Linked DNA regions of Homo sapiens: regions 1 and 3 are each linked to region 2. Evidence: chromatin loops called from intact Hi-C (ENCODE). Cell type or tissue: chondrocyte. All regions are shown on one strand. Each heading gives the region's core, and the rest is flanking DNA. Links, peaks and the distances in the headings are about the cores only.

What was found. Peaks named below come from ENCODE experiments on the same cell type or tissue, not always from the same donor. Only the 100,000 strongest peaks of a DNase experiment are listed, where the experiment ranks them.
Region 1: it touches region 2 in a loop (4-fold over the local background); 6 of 110 quality-filtered maps call a loop at or near these places.
Region 3: it touches region 2 in a loop (3-fold over the local background); 9 of 110 quality-filtered maps call a loop at or near these places.

What each region holds. Positions count from the first base shown.
Region 1 is chr10:114,990,233-115,000,711 of GRCh38, reverse strand. It overlaps LINC02626 (long intergenic non-protein coding RNA 2626), which reads right to left and starts at 6,055. Exons shown (of 3, transcript NR_120677.1): 1 at 5,927-6,055; 2 at 5,174-5,269; 3 at 4,119-4,237. In chondrocyte, for the core only: no CTCF peak of the experiment used is centred there; no DNase peak of the experiment used is centred there.
Region 2 is chr10:115,088,362-115,098,840 of GRCh38, reverse strand. It overlaps ATRNL1 (attractin like 1), which reads right to left and starts at 5,476. Exons shown (of 29, transcript NM_207303.4): 1 at 4,798-5,476. The coding sequence starts at 5,090. RefSeq lists silencers at 4,906-5,185, 5,276-5,405, 5,436-5,945. In chondrocyte, for the core only: CTCF peaks have their summits at 4,785 and 4,989 (motif pointing right); DNase peaks (open chromatin) are centred at 4,909, 5,070 and 5,701.
Region 3 is chr10:114,873,349-114,883,827 of GRCh38, reverse strand. It overlaps a transcript of FHIP2A not described here. Among named protein-coding and RNA genes, the nearest start is that of FHIP2A, 57 kb to the right of the region's middle. RefSeq lists an enhancer at 2,416-3,044. In chondrocyte, for the core only: CTCF peaks have their summits at 6,376 and 6,589 (motif pointing left); a DNase peak (open chromatin) is centred at 6,588.

The DNA of each region.
Region 1 (10,479 bases), core at 4,354-6,853, 98 kb after region 2:
CCAATAACATTGAGAGTGTGAAGCATTTGTGTTCATCAAAAGGGATGTGAGTTTCTCAGAAGGCCTAAGAGACCTGGCTCTCTGGAGGTATTTTCTTTCTTTCTTTTTCTTTCTTTTCTTTCCTTTCTTTCTTCTTTCTTTTTCTTTCTTTCCTTTTCTTTCTTTCCTTCCTTCCTTCTCTTCCTTCCTTCCTTTCTTTCCTTCTCTCTTTCTTTCTTTGTCTCTTTCTTCTTTCCTTTTCTTTTTTCTTTTTTGTTTGTTTGTTTTAAGAAAAGTCTTGCTCTGTCGCCCAGGCTGGCATGCAGTGGCGCAATCTTGGCTTACTACAACCTCCACTTCCCGGATCCAGGCTATTCTCCTGACTCAGCCAACTGAACAGCTGGGATTACAGGTGCCTGTCACCATGCTCGGCTAATTTTTGTATTTTTAGTAGAGACGGGATTTCGCCATTGGCCAGGCTGGTCTCAAACTCCTGACCTCAGGTGATCTGCCCACCTCGGCCTCCCAAAGTGCTGGGATTACAGGCGTGAGCCTGCCTCTCTGGAGGTATTTTCAGGGGCTAGATCGCCAGCCACTTTACCAGCTCACTGTCTCTGCTGTCATGGGTCTCTCTCTTCTGTACAGTGACTTTCCCTCTGCCTTGCTTTCCTTTTCACATCTGTCTGAACAACTCCTAATTTGCTAGCCCAGGGGGCTCCTTATTTTTTTTATTAATTTTTTTCGGTCCCAGTCTTCTGTGAGCACCAGTCTAGCGATTTAAAGCATGAGCTCTGGGATCAGCCCATCCGGGTTCAAATCCTAGCTCTACGTTAACCAGTTGGTGTAACCTGAGGCAAACTGCTTAATCTAGCTGCACCTCATATCCTCATCTGTAAGATGGGGATGATGACACCTACTCTATAGGGTTGCCGTGAGAATTAAACAGGGTGTTACAGTGCCAGGCATGCAGTAACTGTTCAGTAAGTATTTTTTACTTTTCTGGTCCCTTTGCCTGGAATAACACATATACCAAACAAATCTTGCAAATAATTTCAAAAGGTATCTAAAATTGCTCTTTTTTAAGGTTACCAACCTTAAAATTCAAATTCAAGTTCTCCAGGTCCAACGATTACCCTTCTGTTCCGGTCCTGCTACTTCCTTCAGCAGCACTGGCCAGCCCCCACTTTTTGAAAGTCTTTATCCCGTGAGTCCCAGGAATCTACTCTTTCTGGGCTTTCCTCCTGCCTCAGAGGTCCGATTTTGAATGACTAAGGACCCAGAAGCCATTTAGCTTCTTTATCTACGCTCTCCCTGGAATAACCTTCTTATCCTGTCCCCTGGGTTTAAACATCAGCCACACACTGATGAATCTCAGATCATCAGCCCCTATCTCTCCCTTAAGCCTTGAGCTCACCTTAAGGGCCATCCATCGGATATCCAGCACCCGTCAAACCCAGCATGTGCACAAGCAGAGTCTTCATTTCCTCTGGACTTGCAAACTTGCCTCTTCCGCAGTCTCACTTACCTCTGCCAGTTGTGCGGAGAATAGACTCATGCAGGGAGAGAAAGGAACTCCCCGCAGGAGTCCAGGAGAGAGAGGTTTGTGGCTTGGACTGGAGTTGTGGCAGCAGAAAAGATGAGCAGTGGTCACATAACCAGATTCTTTGGGCAAGGGATGGGGTGAAGATGCAGACTAGGAGCCAGGAGCCAAAACTCCATGTACGCGAGACAGGCAAGGTTAAGACAGAAACAGTAAATTTCACATCAAAGACTGTTAAGGGCAAACTACAGGGAATGTTATGGGGACCCAAAAGAATGTGTGTTTTGCTACTTACCATTGCATAGGTACAGGGAAAAGAAGACTCTTTATGAGACAGTTTTTAGGGAAGATGGGTTACAAAGTGAATGGTATAATGCAGAATGTTTATGTATGTATATATGTGTGTATATGTACACACATTATTATATACACACATATATACATATTTATGTCTATATACACATATATACATATTTATGTCTATATACACATATATACATATTTATGTCTATATACACATATATACATATTTATGTCTATATACACATATATACATATTTATGTCTATATACACATATATACATATTTATGTCTATATACACATATATACATATTTATGTCTATATACACATATATACATATTTATGTCTATATACACATATATACATATTTATGTCTATATACACATATATACATATTTATGTCTATATACACATATATACATATTTATGTCTATATACACATATATACATATTTATGTCTATATACACATATATACATATTTATGTCTATATACACATATATACATATTTATGTCTATATACACATATATACATATTTATGTCTATATACACATATATACATATTTATGTCTATATACACATATATACATATTTATGTCTATATACACATATATACATATTTATGTATATATTTATGTATATATGTGTGTATATGTACATACATATATACATACATAAATACATATATATGTATCTCCCATTTTAATTTTTAAAAATTATAAGATATTTCAAACATGCAGAAAATTCTCATGTTACAAATCTTCTTACACCTACCACCTGGCTTTAATGTATGCACCCTTTTAATGGCACCTACCTATGTGTATTAGTGTTTCTTCTCTTTCTCCTCCTATATTATAGAGAGGTGCCTGAAGGCAGGGGCTTGACCTCCTCTTTGTGTCTCAGGAGCATCTTGCACAGCGTCTGTATACCTTAGACCCCCTAATTGTTGCTGAATTGAATTGAGTTCTTGAAAGACCTCAAAGAGGCCTTCAGGAAAAAGGAAAGTGTAGCAAGCAGCACATACGATTCTCACAGATTTGAGAAGCTGCAGCTATTTTTAAGGTGTATTAATTCAGAAGGAATTACTGGAAGTGAAAATAGGACAGCTGCATCTTGTGGCATATAACATTGAAAACTTACTTCATAGACTGATATCCTTGACTAATATTTCTGATTCCAGAATTAAAGCCACAGGCAACCTGAATCCCAGCTTTCCACGATTTCTGTGCCCTCCTACAAATGATAAGTTTATTTATTATGAAAGATCTTTAGCTGATAACAATTTACCATCAGCTACATCAGGTGCATTAGACGTTTATGCCCTTTGTCGAGTCCCAGTGGTTTTGTCTTCTGCCCTGACCTCCCTTTACCTGCTACAAATGCAGGAAAGTGTTGTACTGCCTGAAATATTAGAATTCTACCATATTGCTCCTTGGCACAGAGCTACCTCAATGACTTACCAGAATTTCCAGAATTCAAAGAAGAATTTGCTATATACCAAGGTAAATGAGACCTTGGCAAGCTTTCTAGCTAGTGGTAATGGCATCTGGCTTGCCCTGGATGGTCCCAGTTGTAGATCAGTGAATTATTCTCAGCTTCCTCTTCACTCTCAAAAGTGTCTCTGGGCCAGGCATGGTGGCTTACGCCTGTAATCCCAGCAGTTTAGGAGGTCGAGGTGGGCGGATCACCTGAGGTCAGGAGTTTGAGACAAGCCTGGCCAACATGGTGAAACCCCATCTCTACAAAAAACACAAAAATTAGCTGGGCATGGTGGTGGGCGCCTATAGTCCCAGCTACTCAGGAGGCTGAGGCATGAGAATCGCTTGAACCCGGGAGGCGGAGGTTGCAGTGAGCTGTGATCACGTCACTGCACTCCAGCCTAGGCAACAGTGAGACTCGATCTCAAAAAAAAAAGTGCCTCCGGTTTAGCTCATAAATTATATGATCACTCTATTAATCCCCCACCTAAACTTTTTACATCATAGTACCTGCCTTCTGTGGATGGGACTTCCATTTTTTAAATTTCTGCAGTGTCCCATTAAGTGGATTAAATAAAAGCCTTTGATTTGTTAAAGGAAGACACACTAGACATCACAAACCACTCTTTATTTTTGGCATTCCGCTTTCTGAACATAACACAAACCAAAATAACCCGAGATGTTACCATGATGAATCATGCCGACATGACATAGCTGCTTTCCATGGGGAAAATGTAAACCATCAAAAAAAAAAAAAACCAAAAAAAAAACAATAAGACTAAAATTTAAATTACACGGTAAAAAATGTTCAACATTTATAGTCCTGGACCATTTACTGAATTTAATTGAAAACCAGCTTAAATTTCAAAAACAGCAACAACAATTCAGGCTGCCTTTTTTTATTACACATTGGATTGCTCCTTGTCTCTTCGCTTCATCTATATCGGGTCAAAAAAAGAAAAAGAAAAAATAATAATACAACACTGGAATCATGTGAAGTTATAACAATATTTTCAGCCCAGCAATTTCAGCCCAATTTTCAGCAGTAATGTTTCATTAGAATCAAACATTTCCTAGATGGTTTAAAAACACAATGAAAATCTGGCACTTTGAGAGCTTGTGTGAATACAGCTTTAACTTCTTATTTTCAAAGAAAAATGAGATTTAACATTAAAAAACTAAAGCAATGCCCCTGAAGGTTCTTCCCTTAAAAAAGAAAGGAAGCTCAGCCTGCTGTACACATTAAATAATTAAAATCAATGATCCTTTTAAGCCTTTAGCAATGCATGAACCAATAGGGAGAAGCAATCTAATACTTCATGCATTTGGGGGATTGCATTAGAAAGACTGCTAGTCTGCTTCTGCTTTTATAAATGCAAATGTATGCAGAGCAGACAGATTGGGATCTGTACAATTTAGCAATGATCGAAACTTGTAATTTTTGAAAATGGGACAGATGTCCAGTCTAGTTATATTAAGATGCTTCTTATTGAAGAAGAAACCAAACCAAACAAACAATTCAATGCCACCTCCTCTTTTAACCGGAAACAAATAAACAAAGGCATCACAAATTAGAAAAAGTTATATACCATCTTGTTTCTTTCATGGATTGTTAAGTTGAGAGGCAGCTTCGGGTAGTGGAATAAACATTTCCAGCATGTATCACTGCATTACTCATCTTTCTGTCCCTAAAACACAGGAATGAAGGGAAATATTTCCCCATTCAAGGACCGGGGTGGGCTTAAGTCTAACTTCCAGAGTAGCCAGGTCTCTGGTTCTGTAGACTATGCTCTCCTTGAACCACAGACAGGAAGGCAGCCCAGAGTCAGGGCAGTCAATAAATACATGCTGAATGAAAGCCTTTGTTTACTCACTGAAAGTTGCTGAGTGCTCGTCATCTTTTCACGTTTGTAATATCACAGCTCCAGAGGTTTATTTCATGATGGCGAGTGCCTAGAATGTGCCACAAACTGGGGAAATAAAGGTGAAAACATGGCATTTACTCTTGAAGAGCCCGCAGTCTGGTGGGAAAGCCAGATAAGTAAATATACGATTAAGATGAGTGCTAGCGGCTGGGCATGGTGGCTCACGCCTATAATCCCAGCACTTTGGGAGACTGAGACGGGCGAATCGCCTGAGTCCAGGAGTTCAAGACTAGCCTGGGCAACACGATGAAACCCCATCTCTACAAAAATTACAATAAATTAACCGGGCATAGTGGCACGTGCCTATGGTCCCAGCTCCTCGGGAGGCTGAGGTGGGAGGATTGCTTGAGTCTGGGAGGTAGAGGTTGCAGTGAGCTGAGATGGTGCCACTAAACTCCAGCCTGGGTGATACAGTAAGACTCTGTCTCATAAATAAATAAATAAATAAATAAATAAATAAATGTACAAAGGCAGGCAGAGAGGCAACTAGAAGAGTGGGAGGCACTGAGTTTACAATAATTCAATCAAATCTTCATTAGGAATGTCTACGTGTGAGGTATGTGGGGCACAAGGGATGGAGTCCCTGTAGGTGCTAGGAGTTCAGGAAGGGGAATGACATCCAGTTGTGCTTCAGAACAATCACTCTGGAGGCGAGGCAGAGGAGGATGGTGGGGGTTACAGCCTAGAGGCCAGGAGGCTTACCGTGGGCCCAAACCAACACAGTGACGGGCTGGAGAAAAAGAATGCCTGCTTATGAGAGAGACTCCAGCCAGCTTTCCCACAACGCGGCTGCCGCTTCACTTTCAGTCAGAGCCGATGGTTCTGGAGTTCATCCTTACACTGAGCTAAATCCACCTCACTCTTACTGCCATTTGCTGGCCTAGATGTGCACTCTGCAGAAATTCAGAAATTACAGCTTCTCAAACAGTGGGTTGTGTTCATGCTTGACTGCCATCAGCAAAACCTAGATAAAATATTTATATTTCTCTAACAAACAAAAAAGCAGACATAAGGCATGCATTCCAAAACCTCCCTGGATTTCCCACTCTCAACATTCAAGGCAAGGACGTGAGGTCTTCCTAAAGAGGCTCAAAAGAAGATAGTTTAAAAAATTCTTCCTTAAAAAAATTAAGCTGCTGCTTTATCGATGTTTTCTGGATTTTGGAAATTTTCACTTAATGAATTACCCCTCTTCTTGCTTCCCAAACTCAATAAATAAGGGGAAAGTGTTTCTCCATTCAAGAAAAATAGGGTTTTGCAGCTGGGTGTGGTGGCTCACACCTGTAATCCCAGGACTTTGGGAGGCCAAGGCAGGCGGATCACTTGAGGCCAGGAGTTTGAGACCAGCCTGGCCAACACGGTGAAACCTCATCTCTACTAAAAATAGGAAAATTAGCTGGGCGTGGTGGTGGGCACCTGTAATCCCAGCTACTCGGGAGGCTGAGGCAGGAGAGTCGCTTGAACCCGGGAGGCAGAGTTCAGTGAGCGGAGATCGTGCCATTGCACTCCAGCCTGGGCGACAGACCAAGACTCTGTCTCCAAAAAAAAAAAAAAAGAAAAGAAAAAGAAAACTAGTGTTTTGCTATTCTGAAGACACTTAGAGCTCCACTCAATGTCTACAAGTGGAGCTACTTAGAGCTCCACTCAAAATTGAGCTCCACTCAATTTTCCACGAATGAGGGACAGAAAAGCAGGGGGCGGTCAGCTGCTAATCACGACCTCTGCCCTCTGCTTTTTCACCTTAGTAGACTCACCTCCTGCAGGTACCCTGATAGGTCTGCAGTTCTAACAAGTTTCCTGGATTTCTATCTACAACCTTAGAAAGGGCCCTTCAGCCCAGACCACATTACCAGAGCAAGATGGTGAACCACTACGTGGTCCCTGGTCGGCCAGAACTCTGCCCATGTGGTAATGAGGCTGTTCTAGTCAGGAAGCCCAGGGATTAATACTGCTACTAAGTTTTGATCAGGAAAATATAATTTAAATTGTTTATTATGAAAGTTGGCAAACATACATAAAGAAGACTGAAGAGGAAAGTGAACTCACATATTAACTTCCTTCAGGTTCAACATTACCAACATCTTGCCATACTTCATCTATCCTTTTCTTTCTTTTTAACTTATTTTTTTTTTTTAGAGACAGGGCTTCACTCTGCCACCCAGGCTGGAGTGCAGTGGCGCAATCACAGCTCACTGCAGCCTTGAACTCCTGGGCTTAATTAAGTGATCCTCCCAACTTGGCCTCCTAAATGCTGGGATTATAGGCATGAGCCACAGTGCCCAGCCTTCTTCCTTCATTCTTTTTCTTTCTCTTACCTTCTCTTCCTTCTTTGCCTCTTTTTCCCTTTCTTCCCCTTCCTTTCTTTTCTTCCTCCTTCCTTTCTTTCCTTACTGTGGTATTTTAAAGCAAATCTCCTACATCATATTCTATGCTTATATTTCAGGGTATGTAACTCTAAAAAATACAATTTTTCTTATAGAACTACAATACCATTATCATACCTGACCAAATTAATAATAATTCTCTAACATCATCTAATACCTAGTTCCCAAGAAACTTTTAAAATCGTAAGACTTGAAATTTCTATTGCCTCTCCAGGGAAAGGCCACACTACAGACAGCCTTAACAGATTCACTATCGGGGAATTCTTCTAGATACTCAGCTGAAATTTTCATCCTGTGACTGCATATTGTGCCCCCGTGTATCATGTTAAATAATTAATCTCTCTTTTTAAAGTTTGCACGTTTCAGATATTTGTATACATTTAGCTGGTCTCTTTCATCTTTGCTTAGCTGAGCTATACACATTTAATTCTTTTAATATTTCTTATAAATCAATCCCGTCAGCCCGCTAATCATTTTGGAGCTTTTCTTTGAACCTCCTCCAGCTAGTTTCTATAAGCCTAGTAATGAGTAGTCCAGAACCAGATGCAGCATTCCAGGAGCAGTCTCACCCAAATCAAATCGCTCCCCACTTCTCCAAGTGCTCAATCCCAAACAACAAACGCCTTATTTTCTGTCTCATTTTAACAGAAACAAACGTCTTGTTTTCTGCTTTTATTCCCGATTATCTTTAGGCATTGCAGCCTGTGTCTCATCCCTCCCACTAAACATCTGTGCCTCAGAGCACTTTTCTCCAGATGTGATGTAAACAGCGTTGGTGGAATCAGAAGAGTATACAGCTCTGCCACTCCAGCTGCGTGACTCTTGGCAAAACACCTATTCCTCAACACCACTTCAAGTTCTTCACCTAAATAACAAATAAAGACAGAACCTACCTACTTTGCAGGATTTTGGAGGGACAAGTAAGATGATGTAAATGAATGGGGTTTACTGGCCAGGCGTGGTGGCTCACGCCTGTAATCCCAGCATTTTTGGAGGCTGAAGTGAGCAGATTGCTTGAGCTCAGGAGTTTGAGACCTGGGCAACATGGTGAAACCTCACCTTTACAATAAAAAAATTTAAAAATTAGCCGGGTGTGGTGGTGCACACCTCAGCTACTCAGGAGGCTGAGCGAGAGGATCGCTTGAGCCCAGGATGTTGAGACTGCAGTGAGCCACGATTGCACCACTGCACTCCAGCCTAGGCAACAGAGTAAGACCCTGTCTCAAAAAAAAAAAAGCGAGGGGGATGTTTACTAACTTTAATGCTCTCACGCTCTCTCTCTCTGTGTAGACAGACATATCTACTTAGTGAATTTTTGTGCACTTATATGCAAAAGGTGAACATCTATATCCTCTAAAGACATCAATAGCCTATTTCACCATTTAATAATCACTGCTGTCAGAAAATTCTGTTTCAGCTCAATTCTTCTTACCAAAACAATAGCTTATAAAGCATCTTTGAAATGTATAATTTGAATCCATAAATCATGAAAATTTCACTTTTACCTTTCTCCCCTTGGATATAAATCAGGCATGTGGCATTTGCTTCTGTTTACTGACTGTTTACTAGGTTCGAAGAATCAGACTAAACACTATCTGAATGACCTAACTCAGGCTTCATAATTTTATGAAGTAGACATTATTAATAATCCCACTTTATAAATGAGTAGACTGGGGCTTAGAAAAGTTCATTAACTTGCCTAAGGTTAATAGCTGATGATGAGCAGTAGGGCCATGCTGTCAACCACGGGCATGACTTAATATTTCAAATACTCACTGGGAACCCCTAACTATAAAGTAACTTCAAAAGGCCTCCTATTTGCCAAGCACTTGGAGAGAAGTGAAAAGGCATCGTCCTTTTCAAGAGGCTCATTGTTTGGCTGGTGGGGGACTCACAGCTGCTAAAAGAGGAACAAGCATGGTAGCAGTCATTATCATAGTCAGCTGTACCAACTAGGCAAGGCCTAAGAAAATGTTGCTCTTACACCAAAATTCAGATTCATTAAGAAAAACCATTTGATGACTATGGTTAGTCATTTTCCCCTCTCATTCCATGGCCCTGGATTATCTAATAAATTACCAAATACCATCAATTTTCCTTTAAACCGTCCGTTCAAACATCCATTATCTGGTGATACTGTAGTTTGGTGTTTATTGCCTCAATCCTGCATTACTGCACCAGACTTAGTTCTAACTGGGCTCTCTGCATCTCATTTCTACCTATTCAGTTTTTGGCACATGTCACTACCAGATTAATCTTCTTAAAATAAAGCTTCCATACGAGCCAGTCGCTTCACTGTGGCTTTACTCAATCCTGGCTTTCAAGGGTCTAAATGACGTAATCCCAAATGATGCAAATCCTCCTCTCCATCCAGACCAGTCTGCTCTTTACTGACTGTGTTCATCTTGTACACCATCATTTGTGCTGGAACTATTCTCCCCTCCTCAATTGCTCTCCTCTCTTAACCTTTTGAATATTAAATACTGTTCAAGGCTCAACTCAAGGTCTTTCTCTTCTATCCTGACCACGAGGCGTCCTGTTCTCCCTCCTCTGTTTTCAGTAGGAGATCAGCAGCTGTTTGCAGAAATGAATTATTGCTCTATCAATAGCACTTTTTGGCAATATCATTCACTGATATGTATGTATTATCTTGTACCATACTGCTACTTCCCTCCTTATATGTACACTTCTTGAGTTCCCATTAAATGAAAGTTTCTTAAAGGCCTGGACTACATCTTTTGTATGGCATGTTCTTTCCCTGCACAGTAGGTACTTATGAATATTTGAAAACTGACATATTTAATTGATATAAAAGAAAATCACCTAGTTATTACCTTTAGGTTATACTGCCAATTCTGTGAGCCAAAGAAT
Region 2 (10,479 bases), core at 4,031-6,530:
AAAATAGTGCTATTAGGGCAGTATATAAGGGGTAACCTAGTGTGAAGAGTCAGACAAGCCTCCTTTAGAAACTAGTATTTAAGTGGCCAGGCGCAGTGGCTCACGCCTGTAATCCCAGCACTTTAGGAGGCCGAGGCGGGTGGATCACGAGGTCAGGAGATCGAGACCATCCTGGCTAACACGGTGATACCCCGTCTCTACTAAACAAAAAATTAGCCGGGCGTAGTGGCGGGCGCCTGTAGTCCCAGCTACTCGGGAGGCTGAAGCAGGAGAATGGCGTGAACCCAGGAAGCGGAGCTTGCAGTGAGCCGAGATTGCGCCACTGCACTCCAGCCTGGGTGACAGAGCCAGACTCGGTCTCAAAAAAAAAAAAAAAAAAAAAAAAAAGAAACTAGTATTTAAGCTAAGATTAGAAGGATGATCAGTAATCACCCAAGCAAAGACCAGAGAGGAAAGAGTTCACAGTTACGTGTATAAAATGCACTAAGGCCAAAAGGAATGTGACACTTTCAAGGAACTTCAAAAGGCCAGTCAGGGCAGAGGAAAGGAGGCCTGAGTCTAATCAGCTAAAGGGGCCAAATCATGCAGACACGTGTTCTTGAAAACCATGCTACTATGCTTCTACAAGTAACTTACCTTATCAATTTAGAATCTAAGAAACACTCAATTTAAATTATTTTAAATTCCTACTGTGTGATTATACACTTTAATAATGTAAAAATAATCCATGGATATAAATTATCCATTAAAATAAAACTTTGAAATAAAGAAGTCTTAGGGACAGGGAACATTCAGTTTAAGTTTATAATTACTGTCAGTTTCCTTACAAGTAAAAAGGATTCCAAATATATATGTATTTACATATGCATATATATATATTTGTTTTTTGTTGTTGTTGTTTATTTTTGTTTTGTTTTGAGACGGAGTCTCGCTCTGTTGCCCAGGCTGGAGTGCAGTTGCGCGACCTATGCTCACTGCAACCTCCGCCTCCTGGGTTCAAGCGATTCTCCTGCCTCAGCCTCCTGAGTAACTGGGACTACAGGTGCGTGCCATCACACCCAGCTAATTTTTGTATTTTTAGTAGAGACGGGGTTTCACTGTGTTAGCTAGGATGGTCTCGATCTCCTGACCTCATGATCCGCCCGCCTCGGTCTCCCAAAGAGTTGGGATTACAGGCGTGAGACACCAAGCCAGGCAATATGCATATATTTTTAACAGCTTAGGGGAAGAGTTTACACACTTTATTCTGCCCGTTTTTGTCTATAATAACAACCTAATTCCTGACATTATATCATTACATCTTCATTTTGCTGTCACTACAAATAGAATGCTTCATATATGTATATATAAATTTTTAAGAAGAGTCTCGCTCTGATACCCAAGCTGGAGCGCAGTGGCGTGATTACAGCTCACTGCAGCCTCAACCTCCTGAGCTCAAGGAATTCTTCCGCCTCACTCTCTCTTGTAGCTGTGACCACAGGTGTGTGCCACCATGCCCAGCTACTTTTAAAATATTTTTTGTAGAGATGAGGTCTCACTATCTTGCCCAGACTGGTCTCAAACTTCTGGGCTCAAGGGATCCTTCCACCTCGGCCTCCCAAAGTGCTGGGATTACAGGCCTGAGCCACGGCACCCAGCATACTTCCATTTTAAATGCGTGAAATGAAGTATCCAAATTTGACTAACCTAAGAGGGGTAAAAATATACCCCTTTATATTTGACTAATATAAAGAGCAATACTCTTTATATTTATATAAATTTATATAAATCTCTACTCTACAAAATTAATTCTCAAGGGCTCCCTTCTAAAAGAGAACGTCATTCAAATAGATTATAGCAGAATATTTTCTTGCTTAACATTACACTGAACTATTCAAATAAATACAACTTGAATTAGAGTCTGTATCTTTGATTATTATATTTCAAATATATTTTCCTATTCTCAATCCCAAGTCCTTTAGTCTAGCTTTGGGTGAAAAATCAATGTTCCTTTTGTTTTACCTGTGTAAGGAAGGAATGGCTTGTTATTCTGAGTGCTTTATTCTTTTCAAATGGAAACAGAAGACTGGAATCAATGCTAAGAGAACTGAAGTACCACTTTTGATACTATATTTGCTTCTGCATTTCTTCCCCCAACTATCAATCTTCTATCCTCAAGAAACATTTGAAGAACATTTTTATTCCCTGGCGAAATCCCTATAGTAGAAAAAAAGCTAAGTTACCATGGAGCCAACCAATTAATTTTGACACCTGCTTACCAAGATTGATCAATCATTTTTAATGTCTGTTTGTAAGGTTGCTATCCTTCAGTTTAGAAAAAGATTTTCAAGATAGTTAGTGAAGTGAGATTTTCTAGTTAAAGCCTTTCCCACTGTGTTATTACTTCAAATGCCAGGTAAAACAAGCTACTATCTTCAAATAAACCTTTCATAGGTTTATTTGCATGTACTTTACCAAGAAGAATTCTTTTCTACTATACATAATCCTTCTCTTTAACATTAAATACCAATGTGTTCTTTATCCCCAAGAGTATACATAATAAAAACACAGATCGTTACACCAGTTATATTTACTCTAATTAATAGCTTGTATTCCACAGAGAAATGCAAAAGCATTTACCCAATAGAGTACAATGAGTCCTAGGAAATAATAGCTTCCAAGGAAAAGATGAATACTCAGTGATTAGCTCAGGATTTATTGTTATTTAACAATATCTACATCAAATATCTATTCTTCTTCTACTCACTAATGTATTTTGTTTATGAACACCACCTCTCAATGTTATTTAAGCTAGTTTTAACTTGATCTGTGATCTTTTTAACTGGGACAACATCTGCTAGTGAGGTCACAGGCTGCTGATCCAGCTGATTAACAAGTTCCGCTACTTTAAAATGAAGCTTCTCAGGACTGCAGCAAATTTTGTCCTCTTTAGACAAACGGAGCAAACCCACCCACACAAAAGCCAATATCCCTACATATAAATCAGGCACTCTCCCTATTTATGTAAAAAAAATGTAAAAAATGGATGAGGCTTTTTCACTGCTGACTACCAGTTTACATGTTCAAAATTCTCTCTTGCTAGGTAAAGACGCTGAATTCTACTGTCATAGCAAACGTTTAAGAACACAAGCAAAAAAAAACAACTAACAAGCAGAATTCATTAAGATCTCTTTCCTCATCTTGAAACACTTTTTAAACTTTTAATCAGCATCTCTCCTAATTTTTTTAAAAAGTATTTTTAAAACTACATTACTATACTACCTTTAAAGTATAAACCCTAGAAAAATTTCAACCTATTGCATAAGTTTCATAAAACTTCACTTTAAGATTTCACTTCCAAAACCTACTAGTTAATTTAAATCATAGACTCTACCTAAAATTTTAAAGTGCCATTTTAAAAATATACATTTTTACATTGAGTTTTAAGGGACATTTATTTTAATCAGTAATAGTAAGTTTTTTTTTAAAAAAAAAAAAAAAGGAAAGTATGCTGTGTTTAAAATTCCAGGAAATTGTCCTAGAATACATTAATAAGGTGAACCAGTCTTACCTTTGCCTTAGAGCCCAAGAGAAATTTCACCTAGATTTTGGCTATCAGCCTAACAATATCAGTAATCTACAATATTCAAGAGCCACAAACCAGCCAGCAAACTTCATATTAAGTATCTAGAAGACTAAGAAGCTGACTTTCTTAATGACTGTTACCTGCATGTTGTTAGAAGCCTGCCCCAATATTAAGTGACTTTTGCTACTCCCCTACACTGTGACCCATTGCTTTTTATATCAGGCAAGAATGTAATAAACACCAACCAGTACGAAGAAAGTACCTTCACCTTAGCAAGCAAACTTCTTAGGCTCCTTGAGCTTCAAACAAGCCAAAGCGATGTTCCCGCACAAAAGCTGACAGTGAATTAACCGATCAGAAAAAAATCCATTATCCTCACCACATAAAAACGTCCTTCTATCTAACCTAAAGTCACCTTTGTATTTCTCAATTCAAGATTGTCCTAGCAAATACAACACAGCAAATTCGTTAAAAGTACACATTCTGGAGTGTGTACTGGCTCCAGAATGTGCCAGCTGATTTGGAATCATAACTCGGCCCTTACTACTGTGTAATCCTGGCCAAGTTACTTCAATGTATCGCCTCGATTTCTCTCCGTAAATCCAGCATAATAATTCTAGCAACTCACAGAGTTGTTGTAGGGAATAAATGAGAAAATTGACATAAAGCGCTTAGAAGAGTGTTTGGCACTTAGCAAGTCCATCATAAACTCTACTTATTAACATCACTATGATGACTAAATAAATGTTAGAAGGGGTCACCTCTAGAGAGAAGAGAATGGGGAAAGAGAGAGGCACTCATAGATCATAACTGAACCTTTACACTTTTGTGAATTTTTCACAATGCGCATGTATTTCATAAGTAACTTGGACAATTTCTGATTTTTAAATATTATCCCAAGAAAATGGTGCTGGGCATCATAACTGATTGTGAAAATGTTCGTGCTGAGCAGCGGATCAGAAGTCGCTGCGGACATCTGGAACGCTCGAGAAATGCCTAGCTCCCCGTTGGTCAGGGCTCCGCGCGGGCCCGAGCTCTCCCGGGGCGCCCCGGGGCTGGAGGGGGCGCGGCGCGGGCCCCACTCTCGCCCGCTCCCGCCGCGCGCTGAGGTTCACTCACGGCCGGGGGATCAGAGGCAGCGACGGGGGCGGGGGAGGCCGCGAGGGGGGCGGGGAAGGCCGCGACGGGAGCGAGGCAGGGCTGGAGGTTCGGGGTCCGGCGAAGGCACTTACTTGAACCTGCCCTGGCAGTGCTGGCACTGGTCCCCCACCCAGCCCGGGTCGCAGAGGCAGGTGGAGTTGACACAGCGGCCCGAGAAGCAGGAGCCGGTCCTCTCGCACGGCTTGGACTGGGACACCTGCGCGTAGAGCGCCAGGTAGAGGAAGCCATAGCACAGCAGCCAGCTGTTCCCGTCCAGCAGCCAGGAGGAGGCGCCCCCGCCGCCGCCGCCCGCCGGCCGAGCCCTCCACACCCCCGGGGCCGCTGGCTGCGGGGTACCAGTGCGGGCCCGGCCCCCAGTCTCCATCTTCCCCGGCGCCCCTGCCCGGCGAGACTGCGCTCGCGGGCGCCGACAGGGATGCTGTTGAAGGGAATTCCGGCCGCAGAAAACCTCTCCGCCGCCGCTTCTCCTCCTCCTCACCGGCGCCCGTCCGAGTCCCGCTCCCCGGTCAGGAGGGACAGATCCCAACCGCCGTCGCCTCCGCTCGGCTGCCTCCAGTCGCACTCGGGCATCGCCACCCAGTCTCCCGACCTTGTCCTTAGCGGGCCGACCCCACAGCCGCGGCGTCCCGGACCCGGCCGGAGGCGGGGAGCGGGAGGCGCAGACTGCGCCCGGCGCTCCTGAGGGGACCTGACCGGCAGGAGGAGGGGACCCCGCGCGCGGCCCCGCCTCGCCCGCGGCCCGCGCCAACTGCCTCGGCTCCGAGCGCCGCGCGCCCAGGAGGGCGGGGGCCGAGCGGGCGCCCCGAAGTGGGCGCGCCCAACGTGGAAGGGGGCGATCAAGGAGGCGGCGGTCAGCCCCGCCTCGCCCGCCCGGCGGTCAAGGGCGCCCCGGCAGCCATTCTGTCTCCGGTGCCTCGAGCCGGCCGCAGCGGCAGCGCCGGGAGCCCACGATGCGTGGGGCCGCCCCCCGCCCTCGCGCGCGCCTACACTCCTCCCCACAGGCCCGGCGCCTTGGTCTCGCCCCGCCCCTGACAGGGACCGGGGACTCCCCCACGCGCGCGCGCCCACCCCGCCTGGCCCGCGCGCTGACTGGAGACAGGCCCCCCAGGTGTGGCCCGCGTGCCCTTCCCCCCGGCCGGTGCGGGCACCCCGGCCCCACCCGCACCCCGCGCCCCGGGAGCCCCACGAATGAGAGATCGACACAGGCTTCGCAGCTTCAGCAGAAAAGAAGTCCTTCCCGTCCGCCGTCTGCAGCTGCAAAAGTGCAACGCTTTTTCCCTAGCGCTTCCCCCTTCCTCCGCCCCATCCTCCTGCCTATTTCTTCTTTTTCTCTTAAGAGAGAAAAACTCCAACAACACACAAAGAGCTGAGCATGTGCAGCAGGCAAAAGCCTTAAAGGCACCGCAGTCCGACCACGTTGTGGGGTCAGCGAGGGCTGGGAGGGGCGGGGATTGGGGACTGCGAGAGGCGCGAGGCGGTCTCCGCGGAGGGACCTCCGAGGGGGAGCCATTGCTGCCTCGGGAATAACGAAGCCCGCGCCCCCAACAAAGAACTGCGAGGCTCCGAGCCCCGCGCTCTCCACCCCTTACAGACGCTGCCTCGAAACCGCACGTCTCTCCTTTTCTGCTTGTCAGTGCTCCCTCCTCCATCTGGGACGATATTCTGCCTTGAAAAATATTGCAGCATCGGGGCTTTTTTTCAGAAGAGCAGAAGTGATGCCCACAAAAGGGCCGTTTTCCTTCCTCAGCAGCACTTTTTCTTCTTCAGATGACTTTCCAAGATTGGCTGGCATATTCTGAGATTTTTGTTTTGTACTTTGGTGCCTTCTCTAAACAGTTGCCTTTTTATTTGACCCCCTTGAGAAAGGAAGCCAAACACACATTGCAGCCATATATCCTCGAGTTACAGCAATGTTGCTGGAGTCCCACCAAAGAACAGGCAGTATGAAAAAGAATTCAAAATCCACCAAAGGCACTTCTCACAGAAAAAAAAAAAAAGAAGAAAGAAAAGTTTGTTGTAACTACATAGTCAAAATATTATTGTTAGGATTCAACTCGTGTTTATTTCGCGTCAGTTCTTTTCATGTCTCTTATCCCCACTTGCAGATGAAATCCTCCATTAACCCCATTTTGCAGATGAGAAAGAGCAACTCAGAAAGGTTGAAATATTGGCCAATGGCAGGTTAGGAGTAATGAACTGAGCTTTAGACACGAGGCCTCTGACTGCTGTGCTTTTTTCACTGCTTCTATTAGCAGATGCTTTGTTCTTCCTTCGGTGAATAAAATATACGTGTTGGCTTGGTTTAAAAATACCTCAGCAGTGACTTAAGGAGGAAAAAATAAAAACAAAGATCCAGAAGGAGTTGGCTCCTTCGCAAGGAAAAGAGCAAAAGGAAAACCACGATTCTCGTTGGCATACAGAACAAATCATAATTTCCATAATTTCAGGGTTTTACCAGTATCAAAAATGTCCTTATCAAACCTAGAATTAGGATGCCCTCTTCTTCCCTTAACATCTTTTCCACATCAGGCTGCCCCTTAGAGACTTCTTGAAATGAGTGAAGAAGCAGAGGAGAGAACACTGCAGACACCAGTTAAAAGGAAGATCCTGTTCTGGATCACATCTTTTCATTTCAATGACTGTGAAATCCAGAAGAATTCTTTCTAGTGTCAGCCATGCATGAACACTGTCTGCTGCTTTTCCATTCTTCTCCATCTGCCAGCCAAAGTCAGCCGCATCTTTCTCACATCTAAGGTAGAGTCGCTTTCAGACGTGGGGAAAGTGGCCAAACTCTTAAAACCGTCAGTGAGTGTGAAGGTAATTCAAAGGGTGCGCTGTAGTCCCTTTGACGAGAGAGATCACAGCTCAGTCACATACTGACTGTAGCCTGTATTTGAGCAGAGCTTGCCCATTAAAAATATACTCATAAGTGGGAGTTGAACAATGAGAACACATGGACAGAGGGAGGGGAACATCACACACCAGGGCCTGTTGTGGGGTGGGGGGCTAGGGGAGAGATAGCATTAGGAGAAATACCTAATGTAGATGACGGGATGATGGGTGCAGCAAACCACCGTGGCACGTGTATACCTATGTAATAAACCTGCACGTTCTGCACATGTATCCCAGAACTTAAAGTATAATAATAATTTTAAAATACATATCTTTTAATTGAATAACCACTATAATCAGCTCAGTACTTCACATTACACTGAAGAACATGCAGCCCCACGGGCCTCCTCTCAACATTGCCTTTAGAATCAAGCTGAATATATTAAATTTATATGAATTATTCTCACAAGGATCTCAGAATTTTCACTCACCTTGTATTTTGTTTCTCTCTCAAACACTTTTAGTCAACACTTACTGAGTAACTATTATGAATTTAAGCAAGAGAAAACAAATATGAATAAAGCATGATTTCTACCCCAGATTAGCTTATCTTCTATCAAGCTCACTAGACTGTGAGCTCATTATACAGTTGAGTGTCATATACTTTACAAATGTAGACACAGAAAACTTAAATTATTTTATATGGTCACACAAAAACTCAATGGCAAAGTTTGCCTAGAATCATGAGTTATGTTTCAGTACCTTCTATGATCAAGAAATGTTAAAGCTCCAACATATTTTCTTTTTTTCCAATTAAGTAGGGTCAGCCTCCTAGAAGTGCTATATCATACTGAAATAATTAATAGTATTGGTAATAGCAGTCATAAATCTAGCAAAAAGGTGAAAATTTACTCCAAAGCCATACTGGGGGAAAATTCACCCTACGGAAGTAGGATGAAACTGTTAAGAATTATCTATTTTAAATTCATCCAAGGGGAAAGATAAGAAAAGACTATTTGTTTTCTTTAGCCTTATATCAGGACCGTTAGATATTTTGAGGTGTATGTTTCATTTCCATTCATACTACTTAACAATGATGTTATAATATGATGGGCAAAAATCTGACATCACATCACCAGATTGTTTAAAGGAAATTTAAGTGATTTTTTAAGAGAACAAGAGAAATGATAGATCCAATATCTTTTGATTGCTACTCAAAAAGTAAAAGATCCTATTTGGGCTAATGAACCAAAGCAGACTCTTTTCAGTTGCTTAATTTAAGAATCTCTGTTCTCTGGTTATTGTTCACCCTTTGGCTTATATGAGGCTTCTGAAAGCAACCAAGATAATGAGAACTACAGATAGCGTGGCCTCAAAAGCTAGAAATGCATTCACTCAAAGGGACCCACAGCGAAACTGGGGCAGTATTCTTAAGACACAAATAGATGATGAATGGTCTGTAACGTTAGACAGTTTAAAAAAACAACCATCAAATTTAGGTACTTATTAAAAAATTATTGATGATATTTAAAATGTTTATATGGCTATGGATCTGAAACACCACCACCGTCCCAATCAAAATCTAACATTCTGCTTTCTCTTGGATTCATTCTTTTCTTCCATCGGTTTCCCTTGCTGTCACAGTTGCAAACACACACATACACTTCTGCCAATTTTTCTACTTAACACATTTCAAACATATTGTTATAAGTAAATCCAAGGAAATAAATCCAAAGATTATAAATTCACTATGCTGGGCTACTACATTCTTTTTTAGCTGGGAAATAAAATGAACATCCTTAAACTTTTAATCCTAAATATTCAGTCTTGTCACCAAAAAAAGTTGATTGCTAATAGCCAATTGCAGAAACTTGTCTTTAGTGAAATCTAATTCAATAAAAATATGGGCTAGGGCTTCCTGATAAACAAAGTAGATCAAGTATGTGCATTTACCTCTGCTCCCTCTGGAAACTCTGCCAACATGATAGGAAAGGTTTTTGTTTTTTGTTTTTTCTTTTAATTTTTTTCAGGTATAAACTCACAATGATAAAGAAAATGAGAAAACAGCCAACTTGCAGATGAGAGGTGACAAGGCATTTGGAAGTGTCAATGAAGGAGAAAAGTGAATTGAGACGTAATAACTAAAACATACACACCATCAGAGATAAGTAACAACAAGAAACAAATCTGTTTCTCCCAAAGATCCCCAGAAAGCCTCAGGACTCAGATGCAAGAGTTACCAGGAAGGCAGAGGTGGGGCTCTAGGATAAAAATAAGGGGAATGGTTGAGAGCAGAATAAGGACCCATACTCTCCCTCTCATCCCAAGAAGCTAAACACTACCCCAAACCCAGCCCTGACAGAGGTTTAATCTCTTGAGAAATTGAATCAGAGGCTCCAGACTTGGAACACCAGGCAAGGTAGAAGGAGGGAGTGAAGTATACAGCTGGAACTTGAGAGACTAAGTGAAAATCTACATAATGAATGATAAAATTTCCCTGCCATCTTTTCCTCCGGTTCCCAGAACATCAATAATCAAATGAATAACCCCCAGACAGAAAACTGAAGGATATTTATCTGCAGACGTTTAATGGTTCCAAGACAAAAGATACTGTCATTTGGCATCTTCCAACCAAATGAAAATCCAGCTTCTGGATCACTATACAGTGAAGCCTGATAGTTAATAAGCTTTGCCTAATCCTTTTTTCCATAATTTTCTCCTAAATAAGGACAGTAAATGTTCACTAGACATAAAAGATAGAAACAAAACAAAGAAAATGAAATTAAAGGAAACAAAGTCAAATGATACGCAAAGATTGTGCACCATAAAACAAAAGTGGATATTCTTTAAAAATAATAATAATAAGGGGACAATCAGAAAACAAAAATATAAATAAATAAGTAAATAAATAAGCAGTAACC
Region 3 (10,479 bases), core at 5,066-7,565, 220 kb after region 2:
CGGGTGGATCACCTGAGGTCGGGAGTTCGAGACCAGCCTGACCAACATGAAGAAACCCTGTCTCTACTAAAAACACAAAAAATTAGCCAGGGGTGGTGCATGCCTGTAGTCCCAGCTACTTGGGAGGCTGAGACAAGAGAATCGTTTGAACCTGGGAGGCGGAGGTTGCAGTGAGCTGAGATCGTGCCATTGCACTCTAGCCTGGGTGACAGAGTGAGACTTTGTCTCAGAAAAACAAACAAACAAACAAAAAAATAAATCTCTTGTATATCATGTTAAGCTTGGATAGAATATTGCATTTATTTTCATCCAGTATAGAACCATTAGATGCCTTATCTTTTTAATGTCATCCTTATCAAAAATTGTTTACTTTAATAGTACATAATTAAGGCTGTTGGGGAGTGGGTTGTGAGGGGAGGATGTTCTACAAAGCACGGTGTCTTTGAGCTCAAAGAATTTACAATGTGGATAGGAAGAGAAGACACGTGGATATGAGAAGAGGAGAACTGATGTCCAAAGCCACTCTTCATCCCCTGAATCAGCTGCTGTGATCCAAAAGTCCCTTGGAAAGCAGGCGTGTGAAACTTGGAATATTTCCTCATAGGAAGAGTGTGATATAAGGTCCTGCTATTCCATGTTTCATCTGAAAAACTAACCCTGTAATGTCACAAAATGATCCAAAATCTTTAACCTCTAAGGCCTCCCCTAGTCTGGCTTCTGTCCTCCTTTCCTGGTAATTTCTCCTTCTACCCATATCATGCTGGTGCTCTTTAAGTGCCCAGCATCCTACCCTGTCACAAGCCTTTCGCCAGTCTCCGCCCATCTCCTGGCTGCTCTTTCCCGCCTGGCATTGCCTTGCACCTTCATGAACCCTTAGTCATCCTTCTGGATCAAGCTGAAAAAGGAACTGCTGCTCATGAGGTGTTTTCTTTTCTTTCTTTTTTTTTTTTTTTGAGACAGAGTCTTGCTCTGTCACCCAGAATGGAGTGCAGTGGCACGATCTTGGCTCACTGCAACTTCTGCCTTCTGGGTTCAAGCAATTCTCCTGCCTCAGCCTCCCAAGTAGCTTGGACTACAGGTGCATACCACCATGCCTGGCTAATTTTTTTGTATTTTTAGTAGAGACGGGGTTTCACCATGGTGGCCAGGCTGGTCTCAAACTCCTGACCTCAAGTGATTTGCCTGCCTTGGCCTCCCAAAGTGTTGGTGTTGGGAATAATGCTTAAAGAGAAACCTCATCATATCCCACATTGCGATGACAGGTGCGAGCCACCTTGCCCAGCCTCACAAGGCATTTTCTGACCCCCCCAAACAAAATCTGCCTTTCAAACACTGCCTAGCACTTCTTGGAATGTCCTTTGTAGTCCTCACTGCACTAGCAGGGATTTCTCTAGTGCCTCTCTCCTCTCTCTGAGCCTGTTTTCTCATCCATAGGTGAGCATTGGGATATATACCATGTAGACTGTGATGAGGGTAGGAGAAAATCACAGAGGCACAGAGCGTAGCACACATGGGCTCTCCAGCCACAAGAGACTCCTGTGGCTAGAGACACAGTGGAAACGTCTGGGGACAGACTGCCTCATTCTTCGCTGAGAGGTGCCTGCCTTAGGTGGCTGCTGAAGCTCCCCCAGCTTCTGGAGGTGAGCAACAGTTACCACCCAGCTGAGGCTGCTCCCGAAAAAGCCCATGAACTTCTCTTCTGTCCGTGAGTAAGCAGACTTATGCTCACAGCGGCACAGTGCTGATTCAGGTCAGCAAGCGCTAGCTTGTGTCCCACACTCAGGCCAGACAGGAAGATCCAAAAGCAGCCTTCTTAAACCGAAGTCATTACAAACAAACAAAGCCCACATACACATACAGACACGCACACAGACACACATACACACGCGCACGTGCACGCACAAACACAAGTATGATTTAATGGCCAGGTCTTGACTGTCTTGGAAATGGATGAACCACCTGGGCTTACAAATAAACCTGGTCATGTTTGCTTTTTCCAGGAGAAATTGAGGGTAGGGAGAGCGAGTCTAGCAGAGCTCTGAGATGGCCTAGAATGGGCATTGGGGAGAACTCCTGAGCTAGCTATCCTTGAAATGTGTAGATCTCCCTGCTGAGGCTCTGCGGGTGATCAGGCACTGTCAGAATGAATTAGTGGCTCCATAAACCCAGGCTCTGTGGCTAAATGGTGGGGGCTAAAATCTCTGAAGTTCCTTACATCCCAGCAGGCTTCTCTAAAATATTTATGGCTGTTAGGCAACACAGCAAGCCCAGGTCCTTGAAATCTGGAATGAAGGTCCCAGACAAGTTTCCTACTGGCCAGCTGGGGAATCCTGGGCAACCCTCTTAACCTCTCTGAGTCTCCGCTCTCTATATGCAGAAAGCAGCTAATGAAGCCCTGTCTGCCTCATAGGGTGCCGGTGAGGGGCCAAGATCCAATCAGCGTCTCAGCCCCCAGGAAAGTGATAAAACAACTGGGATTATTTTCCAAATATTGTTCCAGTTTATCTCCCTTACTCTTGAAGGCTTTTGGAAAGCTCTCCAAAAGGCTGTGACCTAACAGTCAACTTGTATTTATTTGTTGAGAAGCTTCTGTAAATCAAAGGCATAAAACAGGGGACCCAGCTAAGGAAAATATTTCCGCTCACTGCGAAGAGATAAATTTTCAGGCCCCAAAAGGGGAGCTGGGAGAACTTGCAGGCATGTTTACAGCCCCCTCGTTAGTTCAGGCACAGTGATTGTTTGAAGTCCCAGATTCATCCAGCGAATAAGAAAGGCCCAGCAGGTCAGCAGTTTGACACTGTCTCCAAGGCTTTCTGTTATGTTTATACTGGAAAGTTACCATTGGCCTCTGTAAAATGGAATTTCCATATAATAATTGAGATGGCCTTGTAAGGAGGGAAGGTCCCTGTTGCTGCTTCTACAAGGAAGTTGGACTGATAGGGAAATGTGGAAACAAAGGAAGCTTTTGTCTTATCTCTGAAGCGAAGCCTTGTATGGTGGTTTCCAAATGCCTGTCTCATGCCCTACAGCATCAGAATCACTCGGAGTGCTTCCTTAAAATACAGATATCTACACCCATGCAACACATTGAATTCCTAGGAAGGGGCCCAGGAATCTGTGTGTGTGTGTGTGTGTGTGTGTGTGTGTTGACATGGAGTCTCACTCTGTTGCCCAGGCTGGAGTGCAGTGGCGTGATCTCGGCTCACTGCAACCTCCATCTGCCAGGTTCAAGTGATTCTCCTGCCTCAGCCACCAGAGTAGCTGGGATTACAGGCGTGCACCATCACACCTGGCTATTTTTTTGTATCTTACTAGAGACAGGGTTTCACCATATTGGCCAGGCTGGTCTCCAACTCCTGGCCTCATGCGATCTGCCTGCCTTGGCCTCCCAAAGTGCTGGGATTACAGGCATGAGCCCCTGCACCCAGCCTGAAGGGTTTTTAACAGTTTTATTAAGATGTAATTCACATACTATACAATTCACCCATTTAAAGTGTATGGTTCAATGGCTTTTAATATATTCACGGAGCTGTGCTTCCATCTCTATAATTTCAGAACATTTTCATTATCGCCAAAAGAAGCACTGCTCTCCTTAGCCATCACCCCAATCCTCCCGCCTCCAACCCCCAGCCTTAGGCAAGCCCAAGTTTACTTCCTGTCTGTATAGATTTGTCTGTTCTGGGCATTTCATGTAAATTGAATCATGCACTGTGTGATCGTATAGTGAAGTGTGTGAGTTTGGAGCAAGAGCTAATTGGTTACAGGCAACAGAGGAAAGGCTTAGAGCACCACTATTGTCTTCCCCACTGAATGCCGGATGTCACCCCTCTAAATAAGTGTGGAATACATATGTAAAGATATTGGCTTATAGCTGGGCATGATGGTGTGCACCTGCAGTCCCAGCTATTTGGGAGGCTGAAGTGGGAAAATCCCTTGAGCCTCGGAGCTCAAGTCAGCCTGGGCACACCGCGAGAGCCTCCTGTGTCTAAAAAGTAAAAAAGAATATTGGCTCGAAGGAAGCTAGTCAGTCTTCCTGTAGGTCCAGCCTTGTATTACGCCAGGCAATCAGCAGGGGTCACTGCACTCCAGCCTGGGTGACAGAGCGAGACCCTGTCTGAAAAACAAAACAAACAAACAAAAGTAAACCCGTCCCTCTGCAAAACCAAAGCCCCCCAGTTGACGATGCCCACCGCTTCTTATGAGGCATTTGAGCAATCGTCTGTTATTGCAAGAAAGGGGAATGCCACTTCCGGGAGATTCAACAGACAGAAATTTGGGAACTCTATAAAATGCTCTATTTCATAGACATTTTTTTCCTGCATCATTACCTTTCTTGAAAAGTATTAGTGCTCAGAGTATGTGTGTATTTCAGTATTCATATGGATTTATTCATCTGGCTGTGGTATAATTGCATTTTTTAGATGAGATCTGTTTCCTTCTCTAACTTAATTTTGGAGCTTACCTAAGCCATGTCCCAAGGGAGGGAGGTAAAATAGGGATTAAAGGATTTGCAGGATTTTTGTTTGTTTGTTTGTTTTGAGACACTGTAAGATGATGCCCAATTTTCTGAGAGTCTGTTCCTCCATTAAGATCAGATCACAATGCAGTCTTGGGAGATTGCCCAGTGCTGTGGAAATAGTGAGGGCTTTGGCTGCTTGAGTTCAAATTCTGGTTACCTTTAACAAATGTGACTTTACTTCTCTCAGCCTCAGTTTTCTTATCTATAAATATGGAATATTGGTAGCTTGCTTATAGAATGATTCTGAAGAGTAAATTAAATAATAAGCCTGGCACATAATAATAGCTGTTCTGTAAAAATGTAGCAAATATTACTATTATTTAACTTCTCATTTCATATATGTTATGTTTCCTCATTTGGATTCTTAGCTCCTTTGAGTATTGTCCCTGATCCCCACATAGCTCGTAACATAGTGTGTCCTATGCAAAAGCCAAGAAAGAGTTAGGAAAGAACAGATTGTAGAGGACACCTATGAGCCACCTGCCCAGGCTTCTTTTCTTTCTTTCTTTCTTTCTTTTTTTTTTTTTTTTTTTGAGGCGAAGTCTCTGTCACCCAGGCTGGAGTGCAGTGGCACAATCTCAGCTCACTGCAACCTCTGCCTCCCAGGTTCAAGCACTTCTGTCTGCCTCAGCCTCCCAAGTAGCTGGGATTACAGGCACCTGCCATTATGGCCGGCTAATTTTTGTATTTTTAGTAGAGACGGGGTTTCGCCATGTTGGCCAGGCTGGTCTTGAACTCCTGACCTCAGGTGATCCACCCACCTCGGCCTCCCAAAGTGCTGGGATTACAGGAGTGAGCCACTGCGCCCAGCCAAGGCTTCTCTTTTCTGGACTTATCTATCCTGATTCCCATTGTCCATCCACAAAGATATGAAAATGGGCTCCAGCAGCTTCTATGAGTGACTTTGCCCCCACTCCTCTTATCCTCAGCCTCAGTTGGTTGGACTAGGTGAGGACACCCAACTTAAGCTTGGCCAGGGAGTTCAGTGAGTTCTTAGCCAGTGGGCGTGAAACTGATCCTCCGTGTTCCACTGTAGTTGTGATTTGAAGTATGTTCACAAAATGTGATTCTAGGCAGCCATTCATAATGCTTCTAAAATTTTTTCTAAGCCCTAAGAAAATGGTCATCTTATAATGTTAAGGTAAAAAGGATAAGACAAAATTATGTAGACCTCACAGATTAGAAAATATATATGCATGAAGTACTGGAAAGAAAATACATAAAAATGTGAATAGAAATAGAGGGATTCTAGATAATTTTCTTTTAGTTTTTAATACTGACTGTTAAAGAGAAGTCTATATATTGGGGGGAAGGTGGGAGTAGGGGGAAGGAGCCAATGTAGATTTTCTTCTCTCTTCCCTTTAAAAAATTTTTGCTTCTCTGGTCTCAGTTTTCTCAGAATCCTAGCTATCCTTGATATCTGATAAAAATAATTCACACACGGGTGTTAACAACTTGCTAGCTCTCCAAGGGTGTTATTATTTGAAAATGGGCTTCCAGACGCAAGATGACTTCATGCAGAAATTCTCAACCATTGATCCTTTGCAGAACTAGGCTAAGCAGTTCTACCAGTTTGCAGGAGAAAACATGATAGAATTGTCTAAAATTAAAATTTTCTCCCATAAATTTTCCCTTGGTGCCTGCCACCAATGTCTCAATTAGAATTTTGTAGTCTGAACAATAGAATCACTGGGGAGCTTTAAAAATATACAAATTCCCCTGCTCCATCTTCCAGATTCCAGATTTAACTGGCCTTTTGTGGGGCCCGAACCGCTATGGTTTTTAATCCTTTGTAGGTGATTCGATCCTTCAGCCAGGATTGAGACTTATATATAATTATAATTATATAATTATACTGACAGTATAATTGATTGAATGCAAAATTCTATATTGAGTAATTTTGTTGTCTCCAGCTTAATAGCGTATCCATATTTTGCGGGATTTCTGAAGGAGCTGCATGGGTTCCAGTTGCCCTACTAATTGAATGAATTTGGAAACTCGTGCTTGACCTGAACCCTCGGGCGGCGCCGTTCCCAGTGGGGAAAGAGACTGTTTGGAGACATCGCCCTCCAGTGACAGCACTCGGGAACTGTTGAGAGGCCTGGGTACACCTTTGCTTCCCATTGATTGTTCCTCTAAGAACAGGGGTGCTCTGAGCCCGTTCCAGCCTGTGAAAGCTCCCTTGAGTTCGTTGTACGTTTGTCCTTGCCCGGATGTGTCGGCAACACGCTTGGAGGCATAAACAGAACAAAACTTCAGACGTGTTCTTAACTGTCAGGAGTAACAGTTGCAGATAAAAGCTGCAGAATTGCTCAATACTGGGAAGGCTGAGCACAACTAGAATTATTCCGGTAACTTAACAGAAAAAATAAATAAACATGTCAATAGTTACAGGGTTTAGGAGGGAGGGAGAGTGTAAATTCATAGCAAAACATTTGGAACATTCCGTTTAGCCCCTTCCCTTGTGCGGGGGCGGAAGTCTGAGGCGAGTGGGGTGCACTGTGGGGAGGGGCAGCAGAGAAGAAGTCTCACCAGAGTAGACAGGACCAGGGGGCCGTGCTGAGCCCTGGCCCCAGGAGCTGGCAGGTGAGAAGAGACTCATCTCTGGAAATAATGCTTGAGAGTCCATCTGAGCCCCCTGGGAAGCTTGTCCAGAAAGCTCCCGGCAGGTCCCATTCCTATCAATTGTGGTTCAAGAGGCCTAGGAACCCGAGAGGGTTCTGAGAAGCAGTGGCAGGGCCTGCCGTGCATCCAGTACCTACTTGGTAGCAGGTGTGGAAGGAGGCCTGTGCCCTCGTTCAGTCCTTACAACAACCCTCTGTGGTAGTTGGTACCATCCCCATTTTACAGATAAGGAAACTGAGGCTCGGGGAGGTGATGTGGGGTGCCTAAAGCACCAGAGCTGAGCAGTGATGGAGTCTGGACTGCAGTACCCTGTTGCGGGCGATGAGGGGGAGCTGTCACAGGAACAAGCCAAATCCTGCATTAGGAGGCTCAGTGCCAAAGGTCGGAGCAGGACCAGAGATGACGTGGACCTGCATGCCTGGTCCACAGCGCTCCTTGGGGACCTTCTGTTCTCCCTGAGGAAAGGGTTGGAGTCAGGTGGGAACGTAGGAAGGAAGAGAAGGTAGAGAGGGGAGAGGAGGCATGACCAGCCACCAGACAGGGGGGAGTCAGAGCCACCAAGGCAAAGCGCTGGTGAGCGGGAGGGTGGGGGCCCCGGGTCTCTTCTGCTTCCTCCTCAGTCTTTCCCCTCAGGCTCCTTTCTTCCTTCTAGAGCTTTTCTTTCTTTTTCTTTCTTTCTCTTTCTTTTTCTTTCTTTCTTTCTCTCTTACCTTCCTACCTTCTTTCCTTTCTTTCTGTTCTTTTTCTTTCTCTTTCTTTCTTTCTTTCTTTCTCTTTCTTTATTTCTTTCTCTCTCTTTCTTTTCTTTCTTTCTCTTTCTTTCTTTCTTTTTCTTTCTTTCTTTCTCTCTTACCTTCCTACCTTCTTTCCTTTCTTTCTGTTCTTTTTCTTTCTATTTCTTTCTCTCTCTCTTTTCTCTTTCTTTCTTTCTCTTTCTTTCTTTCTTTCTCTCTCTTTCTTTCTTTCTCTCTCTTTCTTTCTTTTTTTCTTTCGACAGAGTCTCGCTCAATTGCCAGGCTTGAGTGCAATGGCGCAATCTTGGCTCACTGAAACCTCCGCTCCTGGGTTCACACCATCCTCCTGTCTCAGCCTCCTGAGTAGCTGGGAATACAGGCACCCGCCATCATGCCCAGCTATCTTTTGTATTTTTTTTTAGAGACAGGGTTTCACCATGTTGGCTAGGCTGATCTTGAACTCCTGACCTCAGGTGATCCACCCTTCCCCAGCCTGCCAAAGTGCTGGGATTACAGGCATGAGCCACTGCGCCCGGTCCCATGTTCCTTTCTTACTTCTCCACCATCCTTGCTTCTTCTTTCTTCACTTCCCCTTTCTTAGAAAAGGGGTTTTCTCCTCCCTCACAGATCCAAGGCATGCCCTCACTCCTCACAGGATGGCAAGGAGAAACGATCAATCGCTTAAGTAATAAAAAACATCCAAATCAGACCCGTCTGCAGTCAGAATCCACAGCAGTCCTTCCGCAGCACAGCAGTCCTTCTGCAGCACAGCACTGCCTCCGCCGGCCGCCTTCCTTCCCTCGGAACTGAGCCCATCCAGGGCTGCAGAGCGGCCTGCAGTCCCTGGTGGCAACAGCACTTAGCGGCGCCTCATGTTTAATGCAAGCAAGCTTCGGAAACAGGAAAGCTTTCAAGATACAGCTGAAGATGCACGAGCGCTGCCCTTTACAGAGCAAACACGAATGTACAAAACCAACGTGGGTTTTCCTGTGTTACAATAATTGTGTTCTCATCTGTACAGATTTAAGCTAACCGCTTCTGTCAGAAGAAAGGAGAAATCTATATCCAAGGGCCTCTGTGGCCTAGAGAGGCCTGAGTCACCTCTGCTTTTTGAGTCTCCTAGTAATTTTAAAATGAAAAAATTCCGGCCGGGCGCGATGGCTCATGCCTGTAATCCCAGAACTTTGGGAGGCAGAGGCGGGCGGATCTCCTGAGGTCAGGAGTTCGAGACCAGCCTGGCTAACATGGTGAAACCCCATTTCTACTAAAAACACAAAAAATTAGCGGGGCATGGTGGCACGCGCCTGTAATCCCAGCTGCTCAGGAGGCAGAGACAGAAGAATCGCTTGAACCCGGGAGGCGGAGGTTGCACTGAGCCAAGATTGTGCCACTGCACTCCAGCTTGGGCAACAACAGCGAAACTCCATCTCCAAAAAGAAAAACGAAAAAATACTAAAATAGGTTATACAATTTGTAGTTCATTTGTAAATGCTCATCATTAGCAAGTTAATATTTTTAGCACAAAAGAGATAATGCAATATAATTGTGCTAGTTACTAGCTAATTACAGGATTTGTAAAAAGTAATCATTCCTAGTGTGCTATAAGTAATGGGGCACAGGTGTATAGCTGTATTTTGAATAACTTCTTTAACCTGTTAGGATGTGATTCCTTTGGGAAAAAAAATTAAAGATCTAAAGTAGAAATCTTTTGTGTGGCTGTGTTAAAGTGTATGATATTGATGACTATGAAAGTTTCCCTTCTGCTAACATAGACACTCTTGTCTCCAAACAAGTTCAGCTGTGCTTCCCACTCAGTCACTCATTCTGGATGGTTTTGTTAGCATATCCATGTCCTCTACCCTGTCTTCAGAGTGCTTAGGTTGAAAGGCTTTATAAATACCACGTGTCTAGTCCAATACCCTTTCCTCGGCTATCTGGACCCAAAGCACCATGCCAAGTCAATGCAGTGCTACAGAACTTAGGGTTGTTTTTTTTTTTCCCCCTCCTGAATATTCCTAAATAACTCAGTGTTTTAAAAGACTCTGATGTATCTTGGAGAAATGGCTGATCCTAGGACTGGGGCAGGAAACATATGAGATGAGCTGGGAGTATTTTGTAATCTCCAAAAGTAAGGAAGTACTAAAAAACAAAAAGAAACAAACAAAACACCCATATATTGATGGGGGTATGTTAAAGAGACACAGGAACCAACTGAAACTGTTCCCAAAGGCCAAAGCTGGAACAATTTGAGCAACAAAACCAATGAAATAGTATTAGATTATAACCCAAAGTATAAGATAAATATCCATGAGTTTGTATTGATATAAATGATTGGATAAATAAAGGGTTTGGGACACAAATCTTCCTTGCAGAATAATTCCAAACAGTTTTTTGCAGATACTCTACCCTCAAGAAGATACAGTATTAACTCTACACTTCTGAAGTGTGAGCTATCTACGGTGACTTTGCTTCCCGAGAATACAGTATGGAAATGGGAGGGAAAGAATAACTTTACAGTGGAGAAACTTGACAAATACTATTTCAGCCAGGGGATCAAGCCCAACATCATGCTGACAGTGTGTACTCTTGATAAGATATGAC